2 separate regions of the Homo sapiens genome follow, and region 2 is linked to region 1. Evidence: read pairs that join two places in POLR2A ChIA-PET (ENCODE). Cell type or tissue: OCI-LY7. All regions are shown on one strand. Each heading gives the region's core, and the rest is flanking DNA. Links, peaks and the distances in the headings are about the cores only.

Region 1 (2,924 bases), core at 235-2,734:
TGAATAGAGAGCCAATACACCTTCCTCTTTACAGATGCGAAACAGCGCATGGAACATCCCTCTATATTTTATCTCTTTGAAACGGGCATCAATGCTTTGGCCTTGAACCTGAAGTCGTGTTTTGGTAAGGTCCACAGGGAAAGTCCCTATAAAGGAACACACTTATTTATAAGTATGTCCAAAGAATCACAGTTAAGTTGTTGCTAAATATAAGCCAAGGACAATATTTGAATCCTAAGACAAAGTCCTTTTTATAACACATAGAAGAGCTCTAGTAGAATACCACTGTCAGAGAACATGAGTTGCATGTGGTAAGTGAAATGCATTATACTATACATAGGCAGCACCAATTGACCCACAATATACTTCAAACTGTAATATAATAAAATGCTTTCAGATTGCCCTATTATAAATGCAAAATAATTAAATGTTGTTTTTTATTTCATCTGTAACATATAATCTGGCATTTATCAGTCTCCCTCCTGCCCCTTCCCACCCCAAGTCTCCCCACCTCTGTGTCTCATAAAATCTCCCTAAATTTTCACAAAGATAGGAAAGCATGGGATTGCTGCTCCAGATGCTCTTATATAGTGTTACAAAGTTTTGTGGGGTTTTTCTTTTATCTGTTTACAAGAAACAAATAGTCCCCTAATATTATGAAAGATAATGGCAAAGTCTTATTTGGTTCTACTCATCCTGGTCCCTTAGGTAATTCAGGACTAATACCAGCAGAGTGTTTGGGGGGGAAATTTCTTTAACCAAACCTCTTACATCAACAAACAGAAGTGGTCATCACATTGACAAAATATATTTCAGGGTGTAAAACTAACAAGGTGATTAGGTAGCTCTGGTCACTGATGACCCAAATATCACAACACCACAGGATATGCCAAGAACGTCAGTAGTCACTCATGAATAGTTTAGAAAAGAGAACATCTGGAAGATGAAAAAAACGACAATCTAAAAATATTTCAAAATCAAAATCATGTAGAAGAGAATCTTGTTTGATCTTGTTAGTACATTTTCTTCTAAAATGGGAAAGAGGTTTGAAAAAAAGGACTTTCAGTACAAATAAACTTATAAATAATTTAGCATAAAAGACTATTAATACAGAAATATAGCAAAAACCCTTATGACATATCAACTCCCTCTATATATTCATGTATTTTACTTAAGCCTAGCAAACTAACAAATCACTAAACTACCAAAAAAGCTTTCCTTAGTTTGACTTTTCTTAACTCATCTGCCATACCATCAGTAGTACTTTCCCTGAAATATTACTTCATGGCTTTGAGACAATTTTCAAAATAAGGCGAGCTTCTTATTTTTTACCTAGCTTTCACCAAAAATAACCATCATCATAAGCTACCATCTATACCGTATAATGCAGATTTGTCATTTCTCACATTCTTACCAAACTCAGCCACGATAGAGGCAAGGCCGCCATATACAAAGGGTTTCCAATTCAGACCAGACATCTCATGACTTACAGTGGTACTTTTCTGGTGCTAAAAATAAACACAAATCAGAACAAGGCACAAGAGTGAGGAGCATTTGTTAGCATCTGATCATATAATTTAGATAAACAAAATTGGCAAATAAAATAGATGTAGAAGAAAAACCCCACCAAGTGGAATGACACAAAAATGGGGGATCCTGTTTTATGTGCTGGATGATCATGAGTTTGTTCTTTACTGACATTTTGTAGGGGTAGGCGTGTGATTCACTCAGAGATCAACCTGTGCCCTTCATTCTCTCCAGTTTCTTTAATGTTATATTCATCCCCACCCAGAGAAGAGGCTTCAGTCCATCCAGCACACCCAACTTTGACATTCAACTAGATAATTACAAATGAAGGAACCCGGAATTCAAATTATATAGGCTGAGGCATCTCATAAAAGCAGTTCATGGTATTCAGTTAGCTTGATTCAGGTGCAAAGCACAGGCTCACACTACTACTCTCTCATATTCTTAGCCCTCCTATCTCTCTACTATAGGGTTTCTAGCTATATATAACTTTGTCCCCCCAACTAGGCCCAGGCTGAGCTAAGAACTTTTTCACCTTCCTTCTAGCGCCCAAAGGAATGATAGCAATATGATGTCTATCTTCCCTCTGACATTTAACGTACATCCATCTAGTGGATCTCCTTTTCCTTCCTCTTGGCCTTTTAAAACACACACATATAAATACTGTTCTTCTTTTATGTTCTAGTTCTTTAACAACGTATTCTGCTCCCAGCCTCCCTTTTCTCCTTCCCTATCCCACCCCCGTTAGACCTGTCATCATCAATCTTTTCAGCTTTACTCTCTTTTTCTGCCACTGTCAGCTTGCTCTCTCTTGGATTTTATTTTTTCCAGAGCTCTGGCCTCTAGGTTTTGCAAATTTTAGCATGTATTAGAATCATCTAGAAGGTCTATTAAAACATAGATTGTTGGGCCTCTCCCCCAGAGTTTCTGATTGGTGGTATGGCCCTGAGAATTTGCAAGATCCCAAATAACGCTGATACTTCCACACTTAAGAACTGCTCTAGGCATTGCCTACTAAATCCTGGTCCATCTGAAAGTAGTATCTGTTCTTAGCATGGACTCTCAGATTTCTTTCAAATATTCCTTTTTCAGAGCTTCACAGTATGTATACTTCTGAATTTCAAAAGCAACTTCCAAGTGGTTTATGGTGAGGAATGCAGACTCCTGAAGTCAGACTGTTAAAATTTAAATGCTAACTCCAGATTCATTTCCTGACTCCACCACTTACTAGTTCTGTGACCTTGGGCAAGTTAATCTCTCTATGCCTCCACTTTCTGAACTGTAAAATGGAACTAATAATAAAAACTATATCATAGGGTTGTTGTGAAAATTAAATAATATATGAAAAACACCTTTAAAAGTGCCTGGCATGTAGCTCAATAATTGTTAGTTAACTA
Region 2 (2,924 bases), core at 136-2,635, 490 kb before region 1:
GACGGGGTTTTACCATGTTGGCCAGGCTGGTCTCATAACTCCTTACCTCAAGTGATCCGCCCACTTCAGCCTCCCAAAGTGCTGGGGTTACAGGCATGAGCCATCATGCCAGGATAGTAGGTGTTATCTGCTTTCAAAGTGTCTGATTTGAAGGTATCAGATAACTTGCCTAATACAGAGTTAATATAAAGCAGAGAGATGCATACCTTTGAAGCTCATGCTTTGGATAGGAGTCTTCAAATATTTGAAGAGCTGATATGAACAAGAGGATTGAAGATTGATATGTGTCACTCCAGAGGGTATCCTTAGTAGTGATAGTAGCAGTTGTAAATGTAGCAGTAATATTAGCAGTAAGATCAAGAGCTGATATTTACTGAGCACTTATTTTGTACCAGGGACTGTGCTAAGTACTTGATTTGTGTTAACTTGTTTAATTGCAATCCTATGAGGTAGGTACTATTGTTATCTCCATTTTTACATATAAAGAAACTGAAACACAGAGATTAAGTGATCTACCCAAGATCATATAAATGAGGGAACCTGGATATGAACCCAGGTAGCCATAGGAATTCAGATTTTCGCCTAGCATATAGGGGAAAACCTTTCTATTCAAACTGTCTGGCGGTGGAATGGGTGTTCTTATGAAGCAAGGACTTTTCCAGTCCTGAACATGTTTAAGTATGTCTAGATGCCACTGTTAGGCATGCTGTGAATGAGATTCTTTTACTGGGATCAAGGTTAAAAGTAAGATAACCTCAAAGGACCATTTCAACTCTAAAATTATACAAATCTGATTTGACATGTCTACTGGTTAGTGAGCAGCTATGACCTTTCTAGTCCATTTGTGGACTTAGTTGGGTACTCAGAGCTCATAGTAGAAAGGCTTCACTTCTGTTACTGTAGATGAGCTGTTGGCACAGGAGAAGTATAAGTTAATGCACTGGGCCACCAAATGGAGAGAAGCCATTCCAAGGGTCTGTTGCAAGAACCAATTTAGAAACCACTGGACAAGGTCAAAAGAAATCCATTAATGAAAATTGATTAGTCTGTAAGGTTCTGGTTTCTCATTGTAATAATTTGTAATCCAAATGAATTTAGTACCCACTTTCAAATTCCAACACTTTCAATTTTATCTTAATAATTCCTAGTATCAACCTGCCATATGCTTCTTCCCTTTCCAACCCTGTGATAATGTCAGTTATCTATTCATTCAGACACCTTTGTATTTCTAATATTGGCCAACTAAAAAAGCCATCTGTGGGTTCATATAAAATGCTCACCTAGAGGATAAAAGGTTTCATTGAATTTAAAAACACAAAGTACTATGCCATGAGGAAAATAACCCACAGATAAAGCTAAATAGCTTACTCTCTTCCTCTCCCCCAGCCTTTCTTTGCCTTTCTTTGGCTACCTTTATAAAATAAAATATTTCATGAGAAAAATTAGCTCTCTAGGAATTCCATCACTGTCAGTAGTAAAAGTGAGAAGACACTATCAGTAACCTCTTTTACCCACTCTTGAGAGCTTTGGAAAGGCAGCTAGGAACGTAGCTTATCACTACTTCCTGGGTCAGAGATAACAGCTGTTAGTCACCTGGGAAGGCAGCAGAGCAGAGAGAAGCTAGCCAAGAACTGCTCTGGAGAAATACAAACATAAAAGCTTAAGACTCTTCAATCAGTTGCTCCTCAGACTGCTGAAAACCCCCTGTAGAAGGCCAGTCGAGTCTTTGAATGTGCTCATTTTTTTTTTTCTGGAGACTCACTGATCAATTTGGTATTGTGCATTGTACAAAGGATCAAAAATCAGAGTCTGCCTACATTGATTGTGATTCCATGTGTCTTGCTAAGGTTACGTGACATTTTTCCCAGATGCTCAGTCCCTAGAGAAGGGAATTCTCTAACAGTGGTCTAGTTATGTTTCATATCTAGCCTTTCTCTCAATTCAACTTAAAGCACCAGTGATATTTCAGAAACAAAGTCTGAGACTTTTATTATTAGAAACATTTTTATTGACCTAACAGAAGCCTTTGATTTAGTCACCCATATACAGTTTCTTCAGAAATCCCGTGATTCTGGATTTAGCAGTGACCCTGTAAAATGGTTTTCTCTCCATTTAGTTCTTGCCAACTTAGCCTCGACCTGGAGGTCCAAAATACTTGCAGACTGTCATTTTTAGTGAAGAATAACTGAAGTCTTTCGTTGGCTGATGGTGAAGGAGAGTTCAAAGACTACGCTGGCAGCTCCATTTGCTATCACAGGAAGTTTCTCCTTTTGAAATCATCTCCCTCTTTCTAGCAGATCTGCTGTGTCAAGGGTGTGCTTTTTAGCAGAATTTATTCCTTGAGTTGCTTTCGGTGTAAGTTATCTGCAAAGGCAAAACATTCATGGTAATTTATGTGACATAACTTATTTCAGTAGAGTAATAGAATGGTAGAGCTAAAGGGGATGTTATGGAAGCTTCTGCTTGATATTCTTGTTTTATAGATGGGGAAACTGAGGCACAGAGGTGTTAAATTACTCACCTGAAGCCATACAAACTAGTTAGTGTCAGAGCCTAGAGTACAAACCCAGGCCTCGGGACTCCTAATCAAGTGTTTTTTTCTAATATGTTATGCTGCTTTCTGCCTAGCTAATTCGTGTAGAATTTACCTATCATAATATACATACATATTACATGTAAATAAATATTAAATAGACAGATATGTATGTTATGTATTCTATTGGTGGCAACATAACCTAGCAGTTAAGAGCAGACATAGATCTGAATTCTACCCCTTAATACTGGTGTGAATGTATACATCTAACTTAATCTCTGAGCCTCAGTTGCCTCATCTGTAAAACTGAGACAATAAGAGTACTCACTCACCTGTTAAAATTATGAGAATGAAATAAGAAAATGCATGTAAAGTACTTTGTAAACTGCCT

What was found. ChIA-PET counts read pairs that join two places held together with the same protein. Peaks named below come from ENCODE experiments on the same cell type or tissue, not always from the same donor. Only the 100,000 strongest peaks of a DNase experiment are listed, where the experiment ranks them.
Region 2: POLR2A ChIA-PET joins it to region 1 with 9 read pairs; 1 of 35 experiments calls an interaction of 5 or more read pairs at or near these places.

What each region holds. Positions count from the first base shown.
Region 1 is chrX:130,343,766-130,346,689 of GRCh38, reverse strand. SLC25A14 (solute carrier family 25 member 14) reads right to left here. Exons shown (of 11, transcript NM_001282195.2): 3 at 1,415-1,508; 4 at 1-146. Among named protein-coding and RNA genes, the nearest start is that of SLC25A14, 5.3 kb to the right of the region's middle. In OCI-LY7, for the core only: no CTCF peak of the experiment used is centred there; no DNase peak of the experiment used is centred there; H3K4me3 peaks cover 615 bases; H3K27ac peaks cover 1,052 bases.
Region 2 is chrX:130,835,290-130,838,213 of GRCh38, reverse strand. The region is part of intron 2 of ENOX2 (ecto-NOX disulfide-thiol exchanger 2); the gene reads left to right. LOC124905217 (a long non-coding RNA gene) reads right to left here. Exons shown (of 2, transcript XR_007068334.1): 2 at 1,991-2,364. Among named protein-coding and RNA genes, the nearest start is that of ENOX2-AS1, 34 kb to the right of the region's middle. In OCI-LY7, for the core only: no CTCF peak of the experiment used is centred there; a DNase peak (open chromatin) is centred at 1,583.